2 separate regions of the Homo sapiens genome follow, and region 2 is linked to region 1. A link is an interaction called in ENCODE POLR2A ChIA-PET data of the cell type or tissue named here. Cell type or tissue: OCI-LY7. All regions are shown on one strand. Each heading gives the region's core, and the rest is flanking DNA. Links, peaks and the distances in the headings are about the cores only.

Evidence for each region. ChIA-PET counts read pairs that join two places held together with the same protein. Peaks named below come from ENCODE experiments on the same cell type or tissue, not always from the same donor. Only the 100,000 strongest peaks of a DNase experiment are listed, where the experiment ranks them.
Region 2: POLR2A ChIA-PET joins it to region 1 with 10 read pairs; 2 of 35 experiments call an interaction of 5 or more read pairs at or near these places.

What each region holds. Positions count from the first base shown.
Region 1 is chr3:23,370,515-23,386,133 of GRCh38, reverse strand. The region is part of intron 3 of UBE2E2 (ubiquitin conjugating enzyme E2 E2); the gene reads right to left. Among named protein-coding and RNA genes, the nearest start is that of UBE2E2, 170 kb to the right of the region's middle. In OCI-LY7, for the core only: no CTCF peak of the experiment used is centred there; DNase peaks (open chromatin) are centred at 7,633 and 7,983; H3K4me3 peaks cover 2,030 bases; H3K27ac peaks cover 3,161 bases.
Region 2 is chr3:23,315,431-23,331,049 of GRCh38, reverse strand. All of the region lies in intron 3 of UBE2E2 (ubiquitin conjugating enzyme E2 E2), which reads right to left. Among named protein-coding and RNA genes, the nearest start is that of UBE2E2, 120 kb to the right of the region's middle. RefSeq lists an enhancer at 10,864-10,993. In OCI-LY7, for the core only: no CTCF peak of the experiment used is centred there; DNase peaks (open chromatin) are centred at 5,339 and 6,079; H3K4me3 peaks cover 1,655 bases; H3K27ac peaks cover 2,771 bases.

The DNA.
Region 1 (15,619 bases), core at 5,336-10,335:
CAGGCTAAGACATTCTACAATTATTAAAGACAACTACTTATATGAAATAGTGTTAAAGAGATAAATAGCCTGAGCATTCAGACATGATCCACACTAATAAATGTTTGTAATTCTATTCGATTTTAGAACTAGCTTTGCATCAAATAAGTTGAAAAAATTTAGTTTGTTTTACTTTCCTTCCCAATTTATCCAGTTCTCACAATCATAATAATAAAAACAAAATGATGACAATAATAGCAGCTACCACTTATGTATCAGGCTAAGCTGTTACCTATTTTTGGAATGTCCTCCTTTATTGAAAAACTTCCTATTCATCCAGCATACAGATGTAATGTGCTCAAGTGCAACAATCTGTGAGAAGCCAGTACAAGAAGCTGATGGTTTTTCTAAATTACTACGACTTTTGTCTCTACCACACAATCTTGCATTCCATGATGTAGGACTTTGAGGACTCTGCCCTCAAGAAGCTGATCAAAACAGAACTTAAACCCACATATGGAAATGAGATTTGGCTCTGCTAAAGATCATATCTGATTTCTTTAAGCAGTTTCATCAGCATCAGCTGTGAGATACACCTGACATTAACAGACAAGGCAGGATTACAGAGCAAGCCCTGGAGTCTAGCCAATTTACCATCCTTGAAACCATGCGGGATGCTATATGACACTATTGAAAATAGGTGACAGAAGGCTATCCAAGCAGCTGTGGCATGGTGATCTAAAATAGAAAGATCACAAAACAGGCAGATGGAAATGTTTTAGGAGCACAGTGAATCACAGCATCAAATGATAAAACACAGTTCAAGGAAGACAAGAAACAATCATTTTTGTAAATGCAATAATCAGAAATGAAGTGATTCCTTTACAGCAAAACCACTGAAAAGAACATGATCCTAAAACAATCGCTTGCAAACAGGGAAAGAAGGTGTAAATAACAGTTGCAACTCAAATCAAAGGACAATGTAATACAAACATCATAAAAAGTATTAAATTATTTCTTTAAAGCAGTTAACAACCATCATTAGAAGTATTTTTCATTGGCCAGGTGTGGTAGTGTGCGCCCGTGGTCCCAGCTACTTGGGAGGCTGAGGCAGGAGAATCACTTGAACCTGGGGGATGGAGGTTGCAGTGAGCTGAGATCATGCCACCGCAATCAGACTGGGCAACAAAGTGAGACTCTATCTCAAAAAGAAAAAAAAAGAAGAAATATTTTTCATTATTGTCAAGACACAAAAATCTAAATTACACTAAGACAGAATTTGAAATGAGTCTGGTTTTAAAAATTACATCCAGGGGCCAGGTGTGGTGGCTCACGCCTGTAATCCCAGCACTTTTGGACGCCGAGGTGGGCGGATCACGAGGTCAGGAGTTCAAGACCAGCCTGGCCAATATGGTGAAACCCCGTCTCTAATAAAAATACAAAAATTAGCCAGGCGTGCTGGCATGTGCCTGTAGTCCCAGCTACTCGGGAGGCTGAAGCAAGAGAATTGCTTGAACCCCAGAGGTGGAGGTTGCAGTGAGCCAAGATCGCACCACTGCACTCCAGCCTGGGTGACAGAGTGAGAGTCCATCTCAAAAATAAATAAATAAGAATAAAAATTACATCAAATGTCCAAAGAGCAAATTTTCCAGGGTAGAAATGTTGCTCCCTTTTTTAGTGTAAGACTTCAAGGTCAGGCGCAGTGGCTCACACCTGTAATCCCAGCACTTTTGAAGGCTGGGGTGGCAAGACTGCTTGAGACCAGGAGTTGGAGACCAGCCTGGGAAACATGGAGAAACCCCAACTCTACAGAAAATACAAAAATTAGCTGGGTGTGGCAGAACATGCCTTGTAGTCCCAGCTACTCGGGAGGCTGAGGCAGGAGGACTGGTTGAGCCCAGGAGGTCGAGGCTGTAGTGAGCCATGCTCGTGACACTATACTCCAGTCTGGGTGACACAGTGAGACCCTGTCTCCAAAAACAAACAAAAAACTTAGCTGGGTGTGGTGGTGCATGCCTGTAGTTCTAACCACTTTGGTGGCTAAGGTGGAAGGATTGCTTGAGCCCAGGAGTTTAAGGTTACAGTGAGCTATGGTTGCATCACTGTACCCCAGCCCAGGACACAGAGCAATCTCCAAAAATACAAAACAAAACAAAACACAAACCATCACTTTGAGCACGTTAAGGGCTTAGATAAATTGTGAGGTTAATTTATTAATAGTTTTATATGGCATGAAACTGAAATTTTTCCTTTTTTTTTTTTAAAGAAATAATGCATTTCATTGATGGATATACTATTTCCCTATTCAGCAGCCTAAAAAAAAATCATATTGGTACAATAACAAAGAATAACTTAGTTTAAAAGTTCTACAGCATTAAGTATATATCATCAAGCTTCAGAGAAAGGGAAAAACTGAGCTAAGCAGGGCTCTAGAAGAAAATATATTTTCAGATATTGCCAGGCTCCAAATTTACAAGCAAGTTACACCCCAACACTTGTAAAACAAAACAAAACAAAAAAAACCTCAGTATCTTTTCCAAATAAATAAATAATAATTAGGTTTACAGAGTGGCCGACAGATGCCAATTTAATCCATAATATGCCTAAAATAATATACATCTGCATTGAAAAAGGTATGCAGTGCCACTGCAATGCTTACCAGTTAAACAGAAAAAAAAAAAGGGGGATAAAATGCTCATCTCTTAAAAGTCAATCGGCTTCTATTTCATTCTATATAGTTGTTGATTTCGTCTACTTCTCTAAATTTAATCATCATTTGCTAGATTCCAAATCTATATTCCCAAGCCAGATTTTCCTCAAGGTTTGCTAATGTATGTGTTCAACTGCTCACTGAACATTTCTACATCAGTCTTAGACAACTTAAATCCAGTATGTCCACAGCTGAATTTATACTGCAATATACTTCAAAAAAGAAAAAAAAAACTGTGTTATCCACACATGGACTAAGTTAAAACCCTGAGTCCCTGACCCCTACAACAACATCCAATCAATTATCACCCACATTAATACAGTAACATTCTAACTGTTCTTCCTACTTTTACTTTTCTTCCTTTAAACTCATTATTCAATTTCTGCCAGTACTTCCTAAAACTCAACTGGAAAATGTTACTCTTATTAAAAGTGTTCAACTACTCTTCTTAGACTTCAGTTAAAGCTCCTTAACGTACATTACAATGCTCTTTACAGTTTACACCTGTTTATTCCTCCTGACTCTTACCTCCTTGGTACAAAAAAAAAACTAACCTTTTCACAATTTGATTTTTAAAAACTGTCATTCCCTTCATGTCTGGTCCTTTGCACATGTTTTTAAATGTATTAAGAAACTACAGAAAAAGACACAATCTTACAACAGTTATTTGTTTAAGGAGTAATATTTCCTTGTATTGATAAGCCTAAATGGTATTCAAACCATGGATCTTAATTATCTACACAAAATGGAGTCCACAAGCAAAGCTGTGATTTTTCAGAGTTTTTTAAAATGTCTAATTTGGTTAGGAATAGAAAATGTAAAATAATAAATTATGTATAGTGAATACTACTTCGCTCAAGATAAAAATTTGGAGTTATTTTAAAATATGAATATCAACTTCTCTCCCAAATATGCCATTAATACGCTCATATAGTAAAACCAGTGTTTAAGATTTTAAAGTAAGGCCGGGCACGGTGGCTTATCCCCATAATCCTAGCACTTTCGGAGGCTGAGGTGGGCGGATTACCCGAGGTTGGGAGTTCAAGACCAGCCTGGCCAACATGGTAAAACCCCCTCTGTACTAAAAATACAAAAATTAGCCAGGTGCAGTAGCACACACCTGTAATCCCAGCTACTCTGGAGGCTGAGGCAGGAGAATCGCTTGAACCCGATAGGTGGTGGCTGCGGTGAGCCGAGATTGCGCCACTGCACTCCAGCCTGGGCTACAGAGCGAGACTTCGTCTCAAAAAAAAAAAAAAAAAAAAATTAAAGTATTCGTAATTATGAAGAGTAGTGTAAATCACCTTAGTTTGTTGATATTTCATAAAATATACCTAATAAAATAATCATAAACTGACAATCATAAGTAAAATTAACAACTTCTCAAATTGAAACAACTGTTTTAAAAAGTGGGTTGCGAGAATAATCCCCTGGATGGGAAAGTAGCGGGGGAATGGAGAAGAATCTTTAGATCATGAAGACCAACTAACAGAATTTTGTGAGACCCCACAGTAAGCAGCCATTCCGCCTCCCACCTTCTCAGTCTACATCCTTCTCCACTCTCCGGGGCAAAGCAGCCTCAAACACTGGGAAACAGCATCTAACAATATATTGTTAACATAATCAACACCATGCCCAAACAAGAAAACTCCTTTATTTTCATCTAAGTCAACATAGATAAAATTTGAGACTCACAATTATAAAGAACAGTAATTCTCATTGACAGAAAAAGTTATCAGCAGTTACTTCTAAATGATATTCATAAAATGTTATACAGTATCTTTTATTAAGTAATTTGTCCCTTCCTAATATTAACATAATTCAGGGGGATAAGTGATGCTCCATGTGCCTGAATTTCAGCTAGCCGGGGTACTGGCAGACAGGTCCAGCAGAGTAATAATGCGGAGCTCTTACAGAATGACTAACACACACCCATTACCTTAGAGTGCTTTTTCCTAAACAAATTAAATCCTATACATACTTGAAAAAATACCCATAACTTACCTTCTTCTGAGACACTTCATAAACTAATGCCATATGATCAAATGACATTTTTTTCTTCTCCATGGACAGTGAAAATTATAGATTTATTGGAATTTTGGATAGTTTTTCTAACTTTGTTGCCAGGAATATTTTTCTACACATTCTTACCACAGTTTCCCAGAAAGAGATCTTACCTGACCATCTGATTTGAATCCAGAGCTAATCTATACCTTAACTTTATTCTAAGCCTATACAAGACAGATGAAAATATGATCTTCAGATTGTGTATACTGTGGGAAAATAAAAACAAAAAATATCAAAAGGCAGATTTATAAGAAGATTATCTAAAAGTCTTCATTAGAAAAGAAGAATTAAATAAAGTGCCCTTTCCAGTCAGGAGAACAGGAGGCATGAAGATTCTATTCATTAACAACACTATCAATGGCAATACTGTGGACCCTAACAATGAGGCACAGAACAAGACTACTGAAGATGAAAATACAGTTTAACTCAAACGGTTCCCAAATTATAAACTAGTTATGTTTCAAAACTTGGTCTACCTACCTTAGTGCTTAGAGCTTGGAATTCACTTACCTAATTAAATTGTTTTACATAAAGTGCTTAAATCTCATGGCAGCTCAAAAAAAAATCACTTAACCTACACTGTACCTGAAATACAGAGTACTAGAGAATCCAATTCTAAATCAAGGGGGAGCATATGGACTTAGAACCCCTCCAGCCAGATCAAAGTCACTGATAGTAGGTGCATAAGCATTCCAACAGAGCTGGGCACAGAACACGAAAGGTAAAAACAGGACTATAGAAAATTAAGGTCAGGGAAATCAATTCCCAGGAAGATTTCATCTGACTGTAGGGCCTATGCATTAAATATGAGCAGAAGGTATAGGGCAGGGAGGCCTGCTAAAGAAGAAAGTGAGGCTGGGCACCGGTGGCTCACGTCTATAATCCCAGCACTGGCAGGTGGAGGCGGGAGGATCACTTGAGGCAAAGAGTTCAAGACCAGCCTGAGCAACATAGCAAAACCTAGTCTCTACAAAAAATTTAAAAATCAGCTGGGCATAGCGGCACACGCCTGTAGTCACGGCATGTGCCTGTAGTCCTAGCTGCTCAGAAAAATCGCTTGAGCCCTAGAGCTCCAGGCTGCAGTGAGCTAGGACTGCACCACTGCCCTCCTGCCTGAGTGACAGAGCAAGACCCTGTCTCTAGAAAAATAATTTTTTTTTTAATAAAGAAGAAATGGGATGGTAGTGATGGTTAGTCACTACCACAAGAGTATAGCAATTTCAACAAAATGATTTTTTTTAAATTTCCAATAGAGAAGTTCGCAATTTCAGGGTTTTTTTTTTTTTTTTTTACAGTAATCAAATGTTCTTAGCATTTTCTCCCTTTATATTCAAGGTAAAGTAACAGTTTTAGCTCTAGTGTAGTTTCACTAAGTTAATTTATGATAAAGTGACAGTATCTGGGAGAAAGACTGCCCCACTGATTCCTTCTCACTTTTCCAAACTTATCTCTCACTTCTCTTCCCTTCATTCACTAAGCTCCCACTGCACAGGATTACTCTGAGTTTGTCTAACGGACCAAACTCCTTTCTGCCCTAGGTCTTTGCATATTTTCCTTCTACTTAGAGCTTACCTGCCCTACTTTCTTCAGAATTTCAACGTAAAGGTCACCTCCTCAGAGAGGTGTCTTTCTAACATCTCTCTCTCCCATCACACCATGTCTTAGTACCATGTCCGAGAGAAAATTAGAACTCAATAAATACATAATCTTGGAACCAACCCAAATGTCCAACAATGATAGACTGGATTAAGAAAATGTGGCACATATACACCATGGAATACTATGCAGCCATAAAAAATGATGAGTTCATGTCCTTTGTAGGGACATGGATGAAACTGGAAATCATCATTCTCAGTAAACTATCGCAAGAACAAAAAACCAAACACCGCATATTCTCACTCATAGGTGGGAATTGAACAATGAGATCACATGGACACAGGAAGGGGAATATCATACTCTGGGGACTGTTGTGGGGTCGGGGGAGGGGGGAGGGATAGCATCGGGGGATATACCTAATGCTAGATGACGAGTTAGTGGGTGCAGCGCACCAGCATGGCACATGTATACATATGTAACTAACCTGCACAATGTGCACATGTACCCTAAAACTTAAAGTATAATAAAAAAAAATAAAATAAAAAAATAAATAAATACATAATCTTGAAGAAACATGGTGGAATCTCTGTGGAACATTTCTTCAGATGTGAGGAGCTACTTCATAATTATGTATTTTAAATTTTTCAGTACTTTGATCACAGACATTCAATCTCACAAGACAGTCAAACAGCATTTTGAAAAGAAATCCCTCTCCCAAAGATTTACATAAACATATAGCAGGACTAATTTTAAAGAAAATACTTCAGTCACTGAGAAGTATATGGATCACAACATAGGGGTTGCACAAATGTCAGCAAATCACTGCTACTAAAAATGTAGTAATTAAAGGGTGTTATAGAGATTTGACAAAGAAAATAGGTATTAATGTTATTTTTCTCTCAAGTAAAAATTAGGTAGGCCAAACAGGTAATATTTTAAGTTAAAATATCAACTATACAGTTCTGTTTAGTTCAGAGTCCCCAAAACTTCAGTCAGCTGAGTGTAACATTTGTACTTTCTCCCTATCCTCATACTAGTTTTCATGCTGATTTTTAAAATCAACACACTTTTTAAAAAAGCATAAGTAAATGAATTTCAAAGGGAAGCTGTCAATTCAAAAACAGAAGCCAATTCACTTGCAATTAGAAGGTGATCATAAAATTTACTGTACATTACTTTTTAAAAATTGAGAGCTATCTATAAATATTTTACATATAGGTACATGTGCTACCAAGAGCTCATGTAACCAAGCTCTGAGAAACATGGGTTTGACTTGCTGGTCTCTGCAGAGGACAGGGTTTGGCCACATAGCATACACGCTATTACAGTCTGGAAGAACAAGGCAGCACCTCATATTCAACTCTAGCTTCACATGTATACTTTAGAGTATAATCAACATCACAGAATTATTCAGTCAAAGCACATATGTACCTTTAAATTTTTAAAAATGTATTTTATAATGAAATTCCTATATACTCTAATGAAAGCAAGATGTGTACAATTTTAAAATAAACTGCAGTATTTTTTTTTTTTTTTTTTTTTTTTACTGCTTATTTGTGGTTGGCTTTGAGTATATTCTGCTCACTGGCTACATTTCTTTTTCAGATATGTATATAAAAATCATGTTTCTGAGCTCAGTTTGTATTTTTATTTTAAGAAACTTCTGTGGTTTCCTGTTCTGCTTTTAATATCTCTCAGCTGTAGTCATATATCTCACATTATAGCAGATTAAGAAAATATTATGGAAGGAATAATTAAGATTCCAAAACTAGGTATTGTGAGTGGTGGTGATTATGTGTGCCCTCATAAGAACATTACCTATAGAGTTATATAATATCTAGTCATTTTTAGGAAGAAAAACAGGCTTTCATTTGGCAATACACATGTACATAAGAGATGTACATAAAAGCTGTTGAAAACTTGAAATTCTAAATATCAAGATTAAAAAACAAATAATATTTACTAAGCTCTTATCATATATCAGGTTCTGTGCTAAGCACTTTACCTATTATTTCATTTAACTATCAGAAAATCCCTAAGGGGGATAAACTGAGGCTTGAAAAGTTTAAAGTAACTTGCTGAAAGTCACCCAGCCCTTAAGGAGAACAGGGAAATTCTTACAACTCTTGGATTCCAGAGCATGAGCTCTACATTTTCGATGCCAGATCCTAAAAGCATCTTTCACCAGGTCCTCCCAATATTTGGTATAATGGCCATGATCTCATAGATAAGCAGACCACTGACTGACTTTAGATGGGGAAAACCATCATTCTGGCCTGGCTCTGCCACTGGCTTTCAAATCAAGGCTTTTGCAAATCCTGCAAACTTTGATCTCCTAAAAATGGAAATAATACCAACCTTATTGTGAAAATGATCAGGCACCAGTTAGTACCATAAACACTATCATTAATAATTACCTCAAAATTACTATTACAGTGAGCCAAGTCACAGAGTAACACACTTTTAGATGCAGGCTGAACACAGCTAGTCTTGCTTCAGTGTGCTTGCTAAATGAGACAATTTTATCACTTTTTCAGGTAGATGAGTTCTGAGGCTCAGCTGATGGAGTACAGTGCAAATAACAGCCAAGTCAGGGGCTTGATTTCCTTGTAGGTTGGTAAGCTATCCATGGTCAGAAACAGAACACGGACCCAATGCCAGTCAGCTGCATGTATGTTTGGGTGAATATAGTAATTAGAGAAAAGTATGACTAACATCCAAATCTAGGAAGGATGCCTGAGACTAGTAAGAATCCTGTTATGTTGCTGTGAAATGATTCCAAACACTTACATAGTTTGCTATGTGAATGATTTATGTTCTGCTATAAGAAGAAGCTGGAGTGTTTTCTCCCTCATCCCCTAGAGAATGTGACAGTGGTACCCCTCCCCTTGCGAATGTCACATCACACCTTATCAGAACTCATATGTGAGTTGCTGACCTCAACTACTGGACTTCAAAATACATATAAAACTAAGAGTTTGACAGACACTTTGAGAGTTCAGACTGTGGCAAGCTACATGTTCTCCAAAGACCAAGAGGACATGCTGTGACATTGCCACAGGGCAACATCATTCCAGCTAATCTCTGAAGCCTTGCCTGCCACTACTGGCACCACCCTCAGCCTTGAGGGACCTTACCTGTGGTAACAGATCTCCACTGTATTGGTCAAGCCAGTTTCTCTATAGGCTTGACCTCTATGGTACAAAGGTTGTAAAAAGGTACACCTCAATCTTTAATTAGACTATTTTCCACAGAAGACGGCTTCCATCCTAATTGGGCAACGCCTTTAATAATTTTGGAACTTACTCACTTTGTGGTTCACGTATCTTACCTATCAAGTATACTCCCTGTGAGATCTGTTCACGTTATTCTCCCCTTCTTTACGCACTAGGAACCTAAGGAAAAAATTCTCTTTGTATGGCAATAAACTATGTGATTCATGAAATCATACCTTGATCATCTCCTTACTTCTACCACACAAAACAAATCCACGCAAAAAGTCTAAAACAGGCTGGCTATAGAAAAGCTCCTCAAAAGCAACACAATCTATCTTGTATTTTAACAGGTAAGTATCCCAATATATACTGTTAGATAGTGGCCCACCTGAAATCTACTCAATGGAAGAAAACTACAAACTTGAGTATGATGACAGAGGATATACATGGCACATACATTTAATTTATTAAGATTCCTTTGTATAAACAACTCCTTTAAAATACTGCAATTAGAATACTTTAAAATTGTTTGGATTATGTATGCTTTATTATATATCATGATTTACCAAACATTATACTTGTATATTACTGAGCAGTTTTACAAAACCAGTATGTATTCTATAAGCCATTTATGAAATTTTTAGAGCACTTTGGCTACATATAATTTAATTTTTGCCTTATGCACTAACTTTAGAATTAATCTACAGTACAGAAGGAAAGATTCTGGTGTAATAACTGCAACAAGAGTGAACTTTTCATGTATCTGCACTTGTTAAGGGTTTAAAAAATTTTGTAGTGTCTAGAGCATATTCAAGAGCAAAGGTGTCCTAATTATGGGCTGTTGGTCCTGATTCTTTATATAGAAACATGCAGAGAAAAGGGAAAGTTAATTTATTATCCAATAATGGCTTGAAAGAAATATCTCTTAAAACATATCCACTGAAGTATAATTTGGTTTCCCAACTACAAGAGTATGCCTAGCAGAAACAAAAAACCTCTACTAAACATTTAACCACAACATATCACTCACTCATTTATTGTAGTCTGACTTGTACTCTATGTATTGCTGTCCAAGTCTTCTCGCCAGATTATAAATTCATTGAGGATGAGGACTAAGTGTTTTTCACCTCTTTATTCACTATAGTGCCTGAACTGAGAGTAGCGAAAACTCAAAAACACACCATAAATTTTTCAGGTTTTTGGATCAGGTAGCATTCTCATAGTAAGTTAAAAAGTGATTTACTAGTTTATAAATCAATCTCTTGTGAGTTTGGTTAGCACAAATCAATTTTCCAGAGTTTGATTCCCATGGGTCAATTATAAAATTAGATTTCAGTACAAGAGTACACAATGTCAGGAGAGTACACAAAGAGCAAAGTTTCTAATAAATTCCTGTAAATCAACTGCACATTTCTCTAGTACATATCAATGGGATTTTATAAGCTAACAACCCTTTTATAGCACCACATTCTCTGATTTTTTTTTTATATCTCATGATATGTAAATACGAATAAAAGCACAGATTTCATTTCTGCCATTTATTACTATAGAATAACATAACTCTCCACTTCTCTCATGGCTTTTAAGGTATGTAATAATTAAAAAATACAATCTTCATATAATCTAGAGATGTGAAAAATTAGATTTGTGAGCACCTGTAATCCCAGTTACTTGGGAGCCTGAGACAGAAGGATTGCATGAGATCAGGAGTTTGAGACTAGCATGGGCAACACAGGCCCTATCTCAAAAAAATAAATAATTAAAACAAAATATTAGAATTATAAATGGCCGAAAATAATTTAATTCAGCACTCCCTAAAGGTAAGAGGCAGTAAGTTTCTTCTTGAAAGTCTCAGCAGATTTGTATACTGTGGTGTAGTTAGCAGGCTGGTGTTTTCAGTAGGAAGATAATGATTTTTAATTGGCTCATCACTGCAGTTTCATCCCGAAAGGGGAGACATGAATTTAGAGCCAATATTAACAGGTGATAATTAAATTACGAGTTCTGCATGCTTTATGTCCTAGATTAAGGCAAGGTGAGGCCACTGAGGCCATTAACTATAATAATTGGAGTCTATAACCTGCCTAAGTAGCATTTTATAGTATATTAGCAATAGTTGGTTAGTATTAAGTCTGAAAATAGTTTTCTTACTAAAACTTGTTTTATTTATTCAATTTTATACCTATACATTTAAATTTGAAGAATAATTTACATAATCTGTCTTTTAAAAAAGGTAAATAATAAATGTGAAACACTTATCTCCTAAAACCAATATCTCTGTTTTTAATCATTATTTGTTTTCTACATTTAACATGATTTTAAAACAATGTTCAAAATGAAGGCCCATGATTGGTTCTTTAATTTAAAAGAGCTGGGAATACGACAAATTTAAACATGTAATTTTATTAAGCTGAAATTCCTAATTGAAACGTTTAAGTATTCTATTATAAAGATTTTATACCATTATATTTTGACTTAATATTTTAAAATATTAGGTGGTTATTTCACATCCATTGTGTGGGCAGTGCTATTAAGCATCCTGTAGGAATTATATCATAGTAACAAGAATCCCTGACAAAAGAGGTTTTTTGTTTTGATTTTTAGAACATTTAATAAACATTTGCATTTACGATATTTTTAAACACCATCACTATCATTTTAACTTTACTTAATGACATATGTTTACATTTGGGGCTTTTGTTACACAATTCCCATGGACTGAGAAGTCCATTTTTGTTATGTGTATAGTGACCATATAATTTACCATCCAAACTTCTGGGGAATAAAAGGGGAAGCAATTTACTAACAACAATTATGCCAGGATGGTGACATACATCCAGTACAAGCCAGGATGTATGTCACCCTAGCATAAGAGTAGACTATTATAATATTAAAATACAATACCTGGGTTATTACACTCCCCATTCACCTAAGCAAGGCATCTCTGGAGAAATGCCTTCAGAATCTGTTTGAGCTAACAGGAATGCAAGTCTCCCTGCTATACATAGTGAAATCTCGGTCTCCCTCAACTTAACTGGAAGTGTTTTCCATGGCTGTTGTTTTCACTTTGGTGTCTTAGGCACCAAGCAGAGTGTCTTTGGCACCTGGAGATGAAACTAGTGGAATCTTGAACTACAGACCAGGAGAGGAGTGTGCTGGAGCTGTACAAAGCAGTGGCTGGAAATGAATGGAATTGGAGGCTGTGGAATGGGAAGCTAGGCTTTCCTTCCTGCTTACCCCACAGGACAGTGAGTGTCTCATTATTCCTTTTCATATAGTATCTCCAGAATTTGAGCCAGCCGTCCTTCCTTTCCATTTCCACCAACCTGGTGTTTTACTTAGAACCCACTCAGAGAAAGATAAAGACCACTCATAAGAGTAGTGAGTCTTTAAGTTCACTAGGATTCTACAAAGCACTGTTCAGGGGAGACAGTTTCCATGGGGAGTTGAGGAGGAAGGGTCTGGAGTTTAGAGGCCCCTCTTTAATTACCCATGACTTCCTATCCTGCTGTAGAAGACTGCTTTGAATAGGAAGGTCCCAGCATTTATAAGATAAAAGGTCCAAGAAGGGAGTAGAGGGATCAATGAGAGGGGGCACATTGAAATAAGAATAGTGGATGTGGTCTCAGTCATAACAGATTCTAAAATTTTAATGTGGGAGAGACAAAAGAAGTACTTCTGGTCCAATAAGTCTCTGTCCATGGCTAGCTACAAGCACAACAGTCACAGAGATGCCCCTCTAAATGGACATAAAATGTATAATTAATCCATATCTATATAGTTCTTATATATTTTAAACTGGTCTATAATCTTAACGGAAAAATAACAGCATGAGTAGGCTTAATTTTTCTCTTGTTTAATGATTTTCACAGCAATGCCTCTATTCAAGAAAAAAAAGAAAAGCAGCTTCACATTATCTTTAAATGTGCTTCTATTGTATGCTTATCTGTACTACAGTCTTTCACTGTACAGACCCCATGGTGCATGCACAATCTTTAAAATGGAGAATCCATGTAAGGAAGTTAAATGAGAAAAGAAAAAAATTCAAAACAGAATACAAATAGCAAGGTTAAATTGAGTGCTGCTAACCCCCTGCTGACACCAACTAATAGTGCAGAGGCAACAGCAGGAATCTGAAACAGAGGTCAGTGTTGGGAAATTTCAGCTCATGACAGTTATAAGTGAAATAAATTGGCTAGTTTTTCTTCCAGTGGTATCACTTTAAAGAATATTTTTAAAGTAACATTAAAGATGATACTAGACGTATATCCAGTACACTTAGTAAACAAAACAGAAATTTTTTAAAAATCCCAGTCTGAAGTACCCATTAGGAGTGTGCTTTTTCCTGCATTAAGAATTGAGATATAATTTACATACAGCAAAATGTATAAACATTAAGTTTTATTTATATTTTATACAGCTCAATGACTTTTTTCTTTTTTGTTTTTTTGAGGCGGAGTCTCACTCGTAACCCAGGCTGGAGTGCAGTGGCGTGATCTCGGCTCACTGCAACCTCCATTTCCAGGGTTCAAGCGATTCTCCTGCCTCAGCCTCCTGAGTAGCTGGGATTACAGGTGTCCACCACCACAGCCGGCTAATTTTTATATTTTTAGTAGAGACAGGATTTCACCATGTTGGGCAGGCTGGTCTTGAACTCCTGACCTCAAATGATCCACCCGCCTTGGCCTCCCAAAGTGCTGGGATTACAGACATAAGCCACGGTGCCCAGTCTCAATGACTTTTAAGACAGAAATACACCCATGTAATCAGCACTTAGATCAAAGCAATAAACATTATCGCAACCAAAGACATTCCCTTCCTGCCTCCCAAAACTATCTCTATTATTATTCAGAAGGTTTCATTCTCTAGTTATTCTCAATTAACTTCAAATTTTATATATACTACTGTAACTTTTGAAAATTGCTGGCTTAGTGAGTCTCCCTCCCACCCCAGCACCTATCCCCAATATATTTCTAACAAAAATGCTCTTGTTTTTCAGCTGTGTTCCCTCATATACCTCTTAAATACAAAGCCACTCTTATTTCAAGGATGTCAATAATTAAATAACAATAAAATACCTCGCTTGGTAGAAAACATGCTACTTTGAAAATATATTTAATTCAGAGACTATAAAGAACCAATCAGTGACACTGAGTGAGAAAACATAAAATATCCACAATGCTGCAGGGTATGGGTATTTAATAACTCAAAAACATCTATTAAAAATATGTTAACAGGCTGGACAGGGTGGCTCACACCTGTAATCTCAGCATTTTGGGAGGCTGAGGTGGGAGGATTACCTGAGGTCTGGAGTTCAAGACCAGCCTGGGCAACACAGTGAGACTACCATCTCTACAAAAAATTTAAAAATTAGCCAGGTGCGGTGGCATGCAGCTGTACTCCTAGCTACTTGGGATGCTGAAATGGGAGGATCACTTGAGCCCAGGAGGTTTAGGCTGCAGTGAGCCATGATTGTGTCACTGCACTCAAGCCTAGGCAATGGAGCAAAACCCCATTTCTATTAAAAAAATTTTTTAAAATAAAAAAGTACACAATTGGTTATAGATTCTATTATTTATTAAAATGTTAGTTACTCAGACTCTAACTACTACCCAATCTTTTAAACGTTTTCAAGTTTTATAAGCAACAGCCTCATTTTTCTTTTCTGCTTTTACTTCTACTCTCTTCCCATTTCAGAAGAAAGCTACACTCAAGTCTACCTTCCATTTGTTTATCACCTTCCTCCTGGGATCTTCCATTGAGGTGTCCTTTGATAGCCTTCATCTACAGAACACAACATATCCTCTCTTTTTCTATTCAAATGAATCCAGGAGATCTAGCTCCACCACTGGTGGAACTTATGATCTCCTCCATCTCCTTCACAGGTCCTTAAATAACAAAACACAATTCTCACAGTTCCTTCTTTTCTCACCATTTCACAGATAACATTCATCCATTCTTCTTTTCACATCATTCCTGTGAAAATATACTAAAATTCATTTAGAAAGTTCTTAACTACCATAAATCTGATTCTATATTTCCTATAATATTT
Region 2 (15,619 bases), core at 3,628-8,627, 53 kb after region 1:
AGAAAATGAAGAGAAAAAGATATTCCATGCAAACATTAATTTTTTTAAAAAAGAAAAAAGCAAGAATAGTCAACTAATATATTAATTATATGCATAAACTACCTAGGTATTACAGAATCATAAAAGATAATTAGAAAAAATTAAGTAGCTTAACAGTTTCATTCTAATCTTTTTTAATAACAATAAATCCTTTCTTATATACTTTTATTAAGGAAGACTAAATATGCTCTTTGGACAAAACTAACCTCAAATGTGTTTTCTGAGCCTAGGATAGTAATTCGATCTGTTCTTAGAATGCAACTATGCAAACAAAAAGAACTGAAAAGTCTGGAGCATTTTAGAATCCTAAATTCATTCATCCCACATTTTTTCTAGTCCAATCTTGATGCATAAAGCTGCTGGACAATGAAGGGGTCATGTGAATTCTCTCCATACACCTCCAGGGAAAGCACTCTGCCTTATCCAAATTCAAGTGACTCAATTAGGGGACACCCAAATCATTCCTCCTTGTAATTCGTGTACTATTCAATATATAATGTGGACCACAGGATTCTAATCTTTCTTGTACTTATGTGTCAAAGTTTTAAAAACAGCTGTCACCTACCTCCTATAGAATAAATGTATTCTGCCAGCAACGTAGACTAAGTTTACTTTTGTAAGGATTCTTTATTTTTCAATGTTTACTTCCATACAATAAAATAAGAGAAGAGCTCTTTCAAAGTCTTTATTTCTAAAGCCTGGAAGTATGCTAATAGAGACTAATGAGTTCATGTAATTGAAAGTATTACATTTAGAGCTGTGAAAAGAGGGTACTAAGTTCAGCTCTGAAGTACATATTTACAGACCAACTTTATTTAAATTTGCTCATTAACACTTTAGTTTTAAAATAATTTCTGACTTCTGAATATTTTAGGAGGCAGTCTCCATTCTAGGAAAGCTGAGGAAAGGCTAGCTTCTCGAGTGTTTCTTTTATCCCATGCCTACTGTACTAAAATGTATGGGGTAGCATCACAGAAATAAAAATTTTTAACAAGATTCCTGTTTTTTTAAATGCACAATTAAGATCAGCAGCTTTGTTGTAAACTACCACTTAATGCAGAAGCAGGATGCTTTGTAATACTTTTTATTCTTGCCAAATACAGAACTTCTCCATTCTTCCAGAGTGGTCAAGTTTTAAGATCACTAAAATATTTTAAAAGGGAAGAGTACAAATTGTATTAATATCACAGACAGTAAAGATGGTGGGGATTTCCTGGGAAATTCCTTGTTTCCAAAGACCCATGTACGGCAACGTTCTCCAGAGAAGACCAGGAGGAATTTGCAGATAAGACTACAGCTAAGCCTTGATGGAAGACTTCCTAGCCAACAATCAGAACAACTGTGCCGCCATCCAGTGTGTGTGCCAATGGTGGCAAGCCAGTCTGAGCCACCGGCTCCAATTAGTTGTTGTATCTAATTAGCTTGCATACCAATGGAAACAATAATATTGAGAAAATTTAACAATCTCTCATCAAAGCTTAATATTTAAATTCCTTGCGTCAATTCATTTACAACCATTTGGCAGAGAATCTGCCCTTTTGCCTGCCTAAATACCAACTGTCTGCCTACTATTCTGTCTTGATACTTCGGCAAAATATAAACACTCATTTACTTTTAACTGTTTCCAGAACATTCAAAACAAACTATAAAGCGAAAATTATATATAATTTTATCCCCCACAGCAACTGATAAAATTTATTGAATGTTCACTCAGTGGACATTTCCTGATGTCCATTCTGACAGAGGGAGCCTTGCTTGTGTTAGAAACTCCATAAATATTTGCCTATTTGGTTTGCCTTTTCAAAATACTGACTTTCCCCTATAACTACAGTTTCCTATTATCAAATAAAAAATTCATGTCTGAGAATTCTCATCTTTTCACTAAACACTAAAATGTTCAACAAAAATTTTGTTACATTTTCAAGAGAAATCAATGTCTACTTTAGCAAATAAGATCCAGGGAGAAGGGGGCAAGGGCGTAAGTATTGAGTATTGTACTCAATTTAAATAGTGCATGTGCAAAAAGCCTATCGAGATTAAGGCATTTTAGGCCGGGCACGATGGCTCATGCCTGTAATCCCAGCAATTTGGGAGACCGAGGTGGGCGGATCATTTGAGGTCAGGCGTTCGAGACCAGCTTGGCCAACATGGTGAAACCCCGTCTCTACAAAAAATATAAAAATCAGCCGGGCATGGTGGCGGGCACCTGTAATCCCAGCTACTCAGGAGGCTGAGGCAGGAGAATCGCTTGAATCTAGGAGGCAGAGGTTGCAATGAGTCAAGATCGCGCCACTGCACTTAGCGTGGGCGACAGAGCGAGACTCCGTCTCAAAACAAAAAAAAAAAAAGAGAGAGAGAGATTACGGCATTTTAGCTAAATGAATCTACAGATGTGACTAAACTTACAATGGTGTTACATCCCAATAAAGCCATCATAAACTGAAAATATCCAAAGTCAAAAATGCATTTATATACCTAACCTACTAAAACATCATAGCTTTACCCTAGCCTATCTTAAACATGCTTGAATACTTACATTAGCCTACAGTTGGGCAAAATATGGCACAATCTAACACAAAGCTTATTTTAAATAAAATGTTGAACATTTCCTGTAACTCACTGAATACCACACTGAAGTACATTTTCTACTGAATGTTTATCACTTTTGCACCATCATAAAGTCAAAAAAATTTAAATCTAACCATTGTAAGTCAGGGACCAACTGTATTTTATAGATTCAAAGATGACACAGAGATAGAAGGTTCTTTTTAGAGATTATCTAATGTAATTTTTTATTTTGCAAATTAGGAAATTTGCTTGTCAAGATTACTGCATGCCTCATATTTCTTTTCTTTTTTATTGTCGCAAATTATCCAGAAATGTTGCATTGATTTTCATATTAGATCACAAAAAAAGAAAACATTTGATTTCCTCAGTATTTATATATCATGACCACTGCTCTGTTTATGGTAATAAGACAACATAAGTATACTTATTGTATACTGCATATAATATGTACAATAAGTACATAAGTTCTTATTGTATACTTATTGCAAATACTACATAATTATTAAGCGAGAAATCAGCATACTTCTATCATCCTATAATTGAGATTGACAGAAATCTAGAATGACATTTCATGAAATCAGAACCCTGAAAAACTTAATCTTCACAAACTCCTAGACAACACCAACTCCTAATTTATGCACAGAAGTTTTGTCTGAACCTCATGAGCAGGTTTACAACACTTTTTTCAGACCTGCAAAATGTTTCACCAGTCTATAAAATTTTGTCGAGCCTTTGCTTTGCAAAAGGAAAAAAGAGAACGAGTCACATACCTTCACTGAAAGAATTAGAAAAAGCAATTCCAGAATAACATCCCAAGTGACAGTCTAATACTAACTGCAGCCACAAACAAACCTGCCTATAAGAACAATAAATAATCTTTCTGTATTGGTTGATACAAGTATTTGTCCTAGTTAAAAGGCTGCTTAAGGAGTTTCATGTTAGTAAAATAGAGTAGATGATGGTGAGAGGAAAGGGGTGGTATATCAGATTCCGTATTGCAGATTAAACTTTATGTGCCATTACCATCAGAGAAATGCAAATCAAAACCACAATGAGATATCATCTCACACCAGTTAGAATGGCGATCATTAAAAAGTCAGGAAACAACAGGTGCTGGAGAGGATGTGGAGAAATAGGAACACTTTTACACTGTTGGTGGGACTGTAAACTAGTTCAACCATTGTGGAAGACAGTGTGGTGATTCCTCAAGGACCTAGAACTAGAAGTACTATTTGACCCAGCCATTCCATTACTGGGTATATATCCAAAGGATTATAAATCATGCTGCTATAAAGACATATGCACATGTATGTTTATTGCAGCACTATTCACAATAGCAAAGACTTGGAACCAACCCAAATGTCCAACAATGACAGACTGGATTAAGAAAATGTGGCACATAAACACCACGGAATACCATGCAGCCATAAAAAAGGATGAGTTCATGTCCTTTGCAGGGACATGGATGAAGCTGGAAACCATCATTCTCAGCAAACTATCGCAAGGACAGAAAACCAAACATCGCATGTTCTCACTCATAGGTAGGAATTGAACAATAAGAACACTTGGACACAGGGTGGGGAACATCCCACACCAGGGCCTGTGGTGGGGTGGGGGGAGTGGGGAGGGACAGCATTAGGAGATATACCTAATGTAAATGACGAGTTAATGGGTGCAGCGCACCAACATGGGACATGTACACATATATAACAAACCTGCACGTTGTGCACATGTACCCAAGAACTTAAAGTATAAAACAAAAACAAACAAACAAAAAACCTTTATGTGCCATTAAAAGACTTCTGGAAAATCTCAAGTCAAAACTACATACAACCTCATACTTTTTTTTGTATAGGATATGTGACATTAATCATAAATTATTTAGAAAAAGGCAAGGGACAGACACATCTTAAATGTTTCTTTTAATCTAACCAATTTAAGAACATAAAAATCTCAGCAGCTGCTCAAAGGGTTAATTCCAAAAACTCAGAAATTTTTCAAAAAATGTTTTGAAAAATCTTGAAAAGCCAGATAATTGGTACCCTTCTCTTCCTTTTTAAAAGATTACAGATGGCCAGGCACGGTGGCTCAAGCCTATAATCCCAGCACTTTGGGAGGCCAAGGCAGGCAGATCACCTGAAGTCAGTAGCTCGAGAACAGCCTGGCCAAAATGGTGAAACACCGTTTCCACTAAAAATACAAAATTAGCCAGGCTTGGTGGCAGGCGCCTGTAATCCCAGCTACTCGGGAGGCTGAGGCAAGAGAATCACTTGAACCCCAGGGGTGGAGGTTGCAGTGAGCCAAGATCGCGCCACTGCACTCCAGCCTGGGCGAGAAAGCAAGACTCCACCTCAAAAATAAATAAATAAAAATAAAAGATTACAAAGCATGTATCTACAAGAAGTCAAAATGAGACAGAAAATTATATTTGGGAGTCTCCAAGAATCAAATGGTATCCTCTACCACCTAAACATGAATTCAGAAAAAGTATCAGGTTAAAAATATTTGTTCTTTCCCCTCATTACTCACAGTGTGACTATATCACTCATCACCCAAACCACAACACTGGAAAGTGAAAAAGGGTGATATTGATAATTTTGCCAGGATAAGAGAAGTTAGGATATAAGGGCTCCCTAGTTATTTTTATAATGGTCTCTCCTCTACTAGACCGAAGGTCAGTGATACGGAGGGGTTAGATATTCACTATTATATTTCTCACAGTAGCACATTCTCTCACACAAACTAAGCAGTCAAGCCTCACATGGTGAAAAATGAAACAAATACACCGGAGAGGACGTTCATAACTACTTAGCAAAGTGTAAACATTCTGACTAGTGGACAAAGACTAAGTGTGTAAGTCTATGGGTTTAGACTTTAAAACTCAAGAAAAGAATGAGAATGGAAATTACTTATGCTATCCCATTAAATATATCTAATGTTTTCTGTATACTAAAGGACCTACAAGTGTTCAAATCCTAACAGTAAAATCTTAAGAGTCATCACTAGTCAAGAAAAAGCTTCTGAAAGTATGGTATACTCCTGGTAAGTGAATAATGTGGGAATATATTTCTCCTCCAGCCCAGCCTCAGATTAGTATGTAAATTGTGAAAAGAGTACACAAATTGAATGTTTTTATTTGCTTTTCAATTGTTTCATGAATATTTACTATACAAAACACATTTTATTATTAAATCTAAATCCTTGTCCCAAAGGAAAAAAAAACACACAATAGCTTTATTGTGGCTACTTCAATTCTTAAAAGAGTAAAATAACCTAATAATTGTTTCTTACTGATCAAAAGTAATGTGTGCCTAGAAGATTCAAAACTGCTAAAGTTTCCTGATGGTACATAAGGACCTATATTCTGTACTGCTTCTCAACAACTTTGTATCAGCTTATCTAGTTTTCATTAGGACTAGTCCTGCTTGGCGGCAGAAAGCAATTGGTGTAGTTAAAATATTTATAGTTTCATTTCAGTTCCACTGTGGTTTGTTGAACAGACATAAAACCACAATCTTTATCATATGTGTCACTTCCTGTAATTCACAACTGAACCCAATTCCACTATTCATTATATAACACACTATTTAACAAAACAAAATACCACAGATAAAGAAAATAATTAGAATCCATTTAGGTTTTTTTTTTTTAAATTCTTTTCTCCAAGAGAGGTGTGAAAAGATCTTGAAAATCTGAAGAGGCATTTCCTAAGTGCTTTTCTTTCCTGCAGCTTTACTCAATTATACATAAGTCATCAATGCCTGTGATAACAGGATACAAAAAATAATAAGGATGCAGCACAAACAACCTAACTTTTTTATAGTTCTTCACACCTAAAATTTAAGAAATCAGCTAACAAATAACAAAACTGAAGGATGTAAACTTCATTTCCTATTCCACCTTCTGGTACTGCAGCTAATAAACAGGGAAATGGTCTACAGGTAGCTGGTAAAAGAAAGAGAGGAAAGGCAGAGAAAACACAAGAGCCAGTTTACCAGACACTAATTACACCTTCCTGGATGCTTCCCTTTTAAATTCCCTTCATAATTCATAAGGAATACGGTCCTTAAATTCATTTCTGGGATAGGCAAGAGTTTAGCTAGGATTTTTATTTTTAAACAAATTTAGACAAATATGAGTGACAAACTTCATTTTATAAGAAATTTAATTCGTATTTTATAAAATCACAGATTCAACTAATACAACATTACAATGAAACTGCTTCATCCAGGTCCCAAATAATCATAAGTGATGCAGTGGAACAGGAATAAACTGGCTAAGCACCAACTGAAGATATCAGAATATTTATGCAGCAAAAACCAGCAGACATCATATAGTAAGTAGTCAAAGAAATGTTTAGCATTGCACAGTTATTCCAGAAACAGGGAGTACACAATGTTTGGCTTATACAGTTTACAGACACACATCAAGCATGTACCATTTGTTCATTCATTTACTTTAAAAACATTTACTGAGCTCCATTATGGTTAATTCAAGGCCATGGAGAAGTGAAGAGGTATATCACAACTTTTGTCTTCAAGGAGCTCAATAATCAATCATGGCATGAACAAATAATACTTGTACCAAGTGAGGCAAGTACAAAAGTGCTATGAGAAAGCACAGGGGAATAAGAGATTTCTGCATCCTGTGAAAAACGGCAGCCTTCACAGAGAAGGTGACATTGAACTAAAACTAAAATAAGGACAGGAGTTTGCTAAAAGGGAAAAAAAGGAATCCTGGCATTCAGAGAAGTTTAACTTACACAAGTTGAATAGCCCTTATCTGAAATGCTTAACCCCAGAAGTGTTTTGGATATTTTATTTTTTCAGATTTTGAAATATGTGCATTATACCTACCTAGTGGGCATCCAAAATCCAAAAATCCAATTGAGAATTGAATGAGCATTTCCTTTCAGTGTTATGTTGGTGCTGAAAAAGTTGTGAATTACAAAGTGTTTTGAATTTTCGAATTTGGGATGCTCACCCCGTATTACTTACACCTGAGCTAGCCCTGGGGTCATGCCAAATGACCCAAATTGGTCTTCTTAAATCGTCTAGAATAAAAATCAAGACTTTTGTATTCCCTAGAAGAAACAAGACAGTAAGTACTACCATGACTAACCAGTAACATAAAAATAAATGGGTAACTATAGGAGCAAATTATTAAAGTTATAAAATGTAGGCAATTTACTTAAACACCAAACCTGATTCTTCATCAATAAAACAGAAATAATAAAAGCTGTCCAACCTACCTTCATAAGGTGGTTGTGAGGATCAAATATAATAACATATAGACAGCTTCTTTATCAACAGTACAGCACAAAACAAAGCAAATAATTATTTGTTTAAGCCTAATAAATCTAGATAATTCCTAATTCATGGATTCAAAAATTAAGTGAAATGTATAGACACGATATTATATATTTATATTAATACTAACTATTGACAAGTGATTTTATGTTTTACTGAACCACGTATGTTGTGAAAGGAGACAAGAAAATGCCTGTCTAATAGAAAAAATATATAAATATATAATCCTTAGGACTCTACAGCTAAGTTAAGGCTAAAATCAATTATTTATTATAGATACCAAATTAATGCTAGACAAAATAATGATAATATTAAATTATAGAGAAAATACACTGTATTTATGAAAGCTTTCTGAAAAAATACTACGCACTGCTTCAGGGATTTTTGGAAGTATTATGGTTTTTGTTCTTTCCTTTAGAGTTATATATGTAACCTTAGACTGTAAAGCTTACGAAGTTACATGCTCTCTGGACTTAATTACTTCATCAAAATGATGAGGGTGGACTAAACAAAATATAAGGTTCAAACCATCTCTAAAATAATAAAAGCATTATTAAAATAAATGAACATATACACAGAGATAGTTACCATCTTAAGATATAGACTATGAAGCTTTACAGAAAATAATTTTTAAAATACTTTGTGATTATTCCTTATCATTAATCAAGTCACATGGGGATTCTGTCCAAAAAACAGTATGTTAGACTGGGAGGAAAAACAGAAATTTCTCATAGCTTCCAGTTTTAGACATCTTGAACTCAGCTTAGATACAAATTATTAAGTGCAGGCACTAAATGTATTTAAAGTTTTTTAAAGTTTTAAAGGTATCCTACCGACCCTTTCAACTAACTGAATAAGAGAAAATTTGCAGCCCAGATGGTGACATTTACATCAAATAAATACTCATGAAAGAGATGCACTATTAAGTTCACTATGAAAAATTCCAGCTTCCAGCTAAAGGAAGACTTTGGTTATATAACTTACTAAATATTTCAAGAATAATTTCACTCATTGAATGAAAGGTTATTAGCATTCTTCTCTAACCACTTAAGTTTTTCTTCTATGTTTTGTTTATGGTACAAAAAGCAGGCTATTAAACTTTAAAATAATTTCTATTTTTATGACAAAGGATTATAAAACTTTACAGCAGTTGAGTATGTTGAAAAATAACATTGACACTAATGTGAATCATTCTCTTACGGCATAAATTACCTGATGAATTATATGTCATCCCAATCTCTACACTGGAAGGTGGTGCTTTTAAAAACGGTTCAAGGGGCTAGACTTCTAGAATGGGAGTATAAAGAGCTTGGATAAATCTCTTCTCTCCAACACTTATTAAACCAGCAAAAATTAGCAAAGACAATGATTCAGTCTCTGGAGATTGATCAGAGGGCTTACAACAAATTGTAAAACATTCATTCAACAAAATCTATCGAAATTCAGTCATAATAGTGGGAAGCCATGGCATTCGAGATAAGAGACTACCCCCATTCCCCCACAACTCTGTGTTATGGAAGAGCTATTCTAGTGGGGTCAGTTGAGTAGCAGCTCTCATCTCCTGTAGGTCCCAGGAGTAGAAGAGCTATTCCTAGGAGATTTAGCAGCTGGTGAACATCAGCAGATACTGCTTCCCAAAGCTCCATGCTACAGAAGACCTGTACCAAGTAGGTAGTAGCGGCAGCCAGGCAATGCCTGTTTTGCCACTCTGACTCTCCCTACTAGATGCCGGGAGTTGGATGGCAACATCAGTTTCTATCGTCTTCACAAACAAGTATACACACAGGTCCTGCTCTGCAGGGTAGATCCAAGTGGCACAGCTGGTAAAGAACAAGCTCTTTATGGACTGAATTGTGCCAGCCCCTCCCAAAAAAGTTGAAGTCCTAATCCCCTTCCCAAATCTGTAAGTTAATCAGAGTCGACCCTAAACCAGTATGACTGATATCCTTGTAAGAGGAGGAAAATTTGGGCATACACATATAGGGGCGAACACCATGTAAAGACACAGACACATGAGAAAAAATGCTGTGTAAATACAAAGGCAGAGATTGCAGTGATGCAGATACAAGCCAAGGAATGGCCAACGGCTGCTGGCAAACACCAGACCAGTTAGGTAAGATTCTTCCCTAAAGGTTTCTGAAGGAGAATGGCCCTGCAGACACTTGATTTTAGACTTCCAGTTCTCAGAACTGTGAGGCACTAACTTCTGTTGTTTTAAGCCACCCAGATTATGGTAATTTGTTACAGCAGCCCTAGGAAACTAATACTGTTAGGAATTAGTGGAGACAAACAGCTGAGTATGATACCAATAGACACAGACTAGTCAAAAGCTTAACAGGAGATGGGGGATGCCGGGGTGGATTAATCAAAGAGTCCAGCTAAAGCCACAATAATCCCTAGTAGTCCAGACTATACACAAATCCAAGGTCGCAGCTTCCGAGGAACAATCAGAGGGATGTTCTGTGCTACAAGCCCTTGGCTGAACCCAGGCCAAATACGTAACCTTTCTGTACAGTGAACCTTTAAAACATTATGTTAACTAAAAGACGATTCTATTTTTATATGAAATGCCCAGAACAGACAAATCTATAGAGGCAAAGTAGATTAGCAGATGCCTAGGGCTGGGGTGACTGCTATTAAAAAATACAGGATTTCTTTCCAGAATGATGGTTGCACACCTCTGTGCATGTACCAACTGAATTATTCAATTTGAATGAAGTGTATGGTATGTGAATTATATCTTAATAAAGTCATTACTAAGAAAGAAAAAGGCTATTCAAGCCTACAACTTGCAAAGAATTAGAGTGGAGTAATATATAAGAGGAAAGAAGAACAGGGGCTACTGCTTAAGCACATCCAGTTGGAGATAATAACAACTTGAACTCCTTCAATGGACACAGGGAAGAAGGGACTAATAAAGTGAAACACTGTTGAAAGAACAGTAGTACCTGCGACTGAATGTGAGAAACTAAGGGGAGAAAGATGACTATGACAACCCCCAGCTTTCTACATGGGTACCTTTACACTAGGCACTGTAATCACTCAAGTAAAGCCTGGCTTTCCCATGGGCAGGAGACTTTCACATATGGTGGCTGCAGTGGGTGTGTGACAAGTCTCCTTCTTGAAAGAAAACTATTCTCTAAGTCCACCACTGGGGAAAAACTACCAATGCTAGCCAGATCTTAGGGATCTCAGCTATGTTCCATGACACAGCTATCAGCCTTGATGCCAGAGAAGAACCATCTGTCAACAAGAGGATAGTTGTTTTTTGGTTTTTTGGGTTTTTTTTTGTTTTTTGTTTTTTGTTGTTCTTTTTTTTGACAAAGAGCCTTGCTCTGTTGCCCAGGCTGGAGTGCAGTGGTGCGATCTCCACTCACTGCAACCTCTGCCTCCCAGGTTCAAGCAATTCTCCTGCCTCAGCCTCAAAAGTAGCTAGGACTATAGGCCCCTGCCACCACATCCAGCTAATTTTTTTGTATTTTTAGTAGAGACGGGATTTCACAATGTTGGTCAGGCTGGTCTTGAACTCCTGACCTCAAATGATCTGCCTGCTGAGATTACAGGCGTGAGCCACCATGCCTGGTAGAGAAGGATAGCTTTTGGTCACAGGATTGTTGTAAGAATTAAATTTGTTAATACAAATAAAAGAAATCAGAATAGTATCTGGCACACAATCAACACTATATAAACTATAAAATGAAAACAAAACATAGCGTATTACTGAAGCTAACACACACAACATTTTCACAGAGGTAGAAGCTAAAACATTAAAGGAGATTTTGTTCACCTATAACTGTTCTCACTAAGAATGTTAAGTTTTAGAAGAACAGCCAGGTCCATTTCAGACCGAAGAGAACATCAGCAAGAGAGTAATGAATAAATTAATAAATAAATAAACACAATTCCTTCCTGTTTATTTTATAAAATTAAAAAGTTTATAAAACCAGATTTTAACCAATTTCACTTAACAGGATCAATTTGGATTAACTACAATACAAATTTGGCTTACGGTTTTAAATAAGCAGTCATGGTTTGTAAATACTTTACTGCCTATAAAGTAAAAGTAAAAGACTCTCAGTTTCTCTCAATTTAATATACATTGGCTTCTTAAACACACAACATTCTCCTTCCTCATGAAAACATTTTTTGACAAAAGGAACACTGGAAAAGATGCAATCTTAAAATAATACTCAAAACTATGTAAAGAGAAATTAATTTATAAGACAATGTATAGGCAGATTGTTATTTACACAGATATATTTCCAATTTTAACTCTTTCTTGCTTGTAAATTTTGGGAAGTGTTTGATATGGTTTGGCTGTGTCCCCACCCAAATTTCATCTTGAATGCTAACTCCCATAATTCCCATATGTTGTGGGAGGGACCTGGTGGGAGGTAATTGAATCATGGGGGCAGTTTCCCCCATACTGTTCTCGTGGTAGTGAATAAGTGGTAAGTAAAAGTCTCACCAGATCTGATGTTTTTATAAGGGGTTTCCCCTTTCACTTGGCTCTCATTTTCTCTCATGCCTGCCACCACATAGACGTGCCTTTTGCCTTCTGCCATGATTGTGAGGCTTCCCCAGCCACGTGGAACTGTGAGTCCATTAAACCTCTTTTTCTTTATAAATAACCCAGTCTTGGGTATGTCTTTATCAGCAACATGAAAATGGACCAATACATTGTTTCTCTAATAAACACTTTCAAGTTATAACCTATTGATGAATATATTTCTTAAAATATATATTGATTAAATAGCAACTTTAGTGCTAATTGTATAATCTGATTTGCTATTGGCTTCCATTTAATGAAAGGTTAGCTGTGTTGCTGGTAGTCCCAGCTACTCAGGAGGCTCAGGTGGAAGAATCACTTGAGCCTGGGAGGCTGAGGCTGCAGTAAGCTGTGATCACACCACTGCACTCCAGCCTGGGAGACAGAGCAAGACCCTGTCATTCATTCATTAATAAAAAAAATTTTTTTAAAACCCTGTCATAAATAAATACCTTTTTAAAAAAACCATTAAACACACTAGAGAAGCTTGGAATTATCCATTAGAATCAAAAAGTAGGGAGGAAACTTGTTTTTTAAAACCTAGATAAGAGGGAGTCAGAACAAGATGGCCAAATAGAAGCTCCACTGATTGTCGTCCCTACAGGAACACCAAATTTAACAACTATCTACACAAAAAAGCACCTTCATAAGAACTAAAAATCAGGTGAGCGATCACAGTACCTGGTTTTAACTTCATATTGCTGAAAGAGGCACTGAAAAGGGTAAGAAAGAGGGTCTTGAATTGCAGACATCACCCCTCCTGATACGGTTTGGCTGTGTCCCCACCCAAATCTCATTTTGAATTCCCACATGTCGTGGGAGAGACCCGGTAGGAGGTAATTGAGTCATGGGGGCAGGTCTTTCTCGTGCTGTTCTCATGATAGTGAGTAAGTCTCATAAGACCTGATGGGTTTACAATGAGGAGTTTCCCTGCACAAGCTCTCTCTGTCTGCTGCCATTCAAGTTAAAATGTGACTTACTCCTCCTTGCCTTCCACCATTGATTGTGAGGCTTCCCAGCCATGCGGAACTGTAAGTCCAATTAACCCTTTATCCTGTATAAATCACCCGGTCTCCGGTATGTTATTATCAGCAGTGTGAAAACAGACTAATACACCTCCCCATCCACCAGCAGAGACTGCATGGTGCGGAGAGACAATCTGTGCACTTGGGGGACGGAGAGCACACCAACTGTGGGCTTTGCATTGGAACTCACTGATGCCCTGTCACAGCAGAAAGCAATGCTGGGCAGAACTCAGGTGATGCCCATGAAGAAGGCATTGAGACCAGCACTAGCCACAGGGGAACTGCCCATACCAGTAGCCTGGAACTTTCACAAGCTTTACCCCCACAGTTCTAAATTAACTTGAAAGGCTGTCTAGGCCACAAGGACAACAATTCCTAGGCAAGTCCTAGTGCCGTGCTGGGCTCAGAGCCAGCACATTTGGGGGGACACATGACCTAGTGACACACCAGCCAAGGAGGCTAAAGGAGCGTATGCACCATGCTTACCCAACTCCAGGCAGCACAGCTCACAGCAACAAAAGTGGCCCTTTCCTTCTTCTTGAGGAGAGGAAAGGCACCAGTAAAGAGGACTTTGACTTATAACTTGGATACCAGCTCAGTCACAGGAGGATAGGGCACCAGAGAGAGTCCTGAGGTCCCCATTCCAGGCCCTAATTCCCTGGATGACATTTCTAGACATATCCTGGGTCAGAAGTGAGCCCACTGCCTTGAAGAGAAGCACCCAGTCCTGTCAGGATTCATCACCTGCTGACTTAAGAGCGCTTAGGCCCTAAATGATCAGCAGCAGTAGCCAAGGTAGTACATGCCGTGGGCCTTGAGCGAGACTCTGAGGCGTGCCACCATTAGGTATGACCCAGAACATTCCCAGCTGTGGTGGCTATGGGAGAGACTCCTTCTGCTTGAGAAAAGTAGAAGAAAGATTAAGGGTACTTTGTCTTGTGCCCGGCCACAATAGAGAAAAGCACCAAGTGGGCTCTTGGGGTCGCCAGTTGTAGGCCTTGGCTCTTGGACAGCATTTCTGGCCCTGTCCTGGGGCAGAGGGGAGACCACTGCCCTACGGGGGGAATTGCAAGTGTGGCAGCATTCACCACAAGCTAAGTGAAGAGCCCTTGGCCTTAGGTGAGCACTGGAGGTAGCCTAGCAGTACTCCCTGTGGGCCTGTGGTGACAATGGACCAGGGAGAGACTCCTCTGCCTGGGGTAAGGGGAAGGAAGAGTGGGAAGGACTTTGTCTTGTGGTTTCGGTGGCAGCTCAGGTGCAGTAGCACAGAGAACCAGGTAAATTTCTAAGGTTTCCACCTCCGGGCCCTCGCTCTTGGATGGCACTTCTGGACCCATACAGGACCTAAGGGAAGGCATCACCCTGAAGCCTGGTTGGTTTTGCCAACTGCTGACGGCAAAGCTCTAGGACCTTAAGCAAACACAGGCAGTAGCCAGTCAGTGGTTACAGGGGACCCTGGATAAGACTCAGTGCTGCGCTGGCTTTAGGTCTGAGCCAGTGCATTTCCAGGGGTGGCGGCCACAGGGATGCTTGTGTCACCTCTCCACCAGCTCCAGGGTAGCTCAGCACAGAGAGAATGTGCTCCATTTGTTTGGGATAAAGTAAAGGAAGAAAACAAGAGTCTCTGCCAGGTAATCCAGAGAATTCCTCCAGATCTTAACAAAGACCACCAAGATGGTACCTCTACAGGTCTGCAAGAATCACAGCATTACTAAGCTTAGGGTATCCTCTAATGGAAATACAGTTGCAGGGACTACAAACTTAGATTACAGCACTCAAGTTCCAACAAATACCTGGAAAGCCTTCCCATAAATGACGGTTACAAACAACCAAAGACTGCAAAGACTACAATAAATACTTGACTCTTCAATGCCCCAAAACCAATGAGCATCCACAAGCACTAAGACCATCCAGAAAAACATGACCTCACCAAATGAACTAAATAAGGCACCAGAGACCAATCTCGGAGAGGCAGAGTTATGCAACGATTCATACAAAAGAATTTAAAATTGCTGTTTTGAATGAACTCAAGATAATACAGAAGGAATTCAGAATCCTATCAGATACATCAAAGAGACTGAAATAATTAAAAAGCATCCAGCAGAAATCCTGTAGTTGAAAAATGCAAC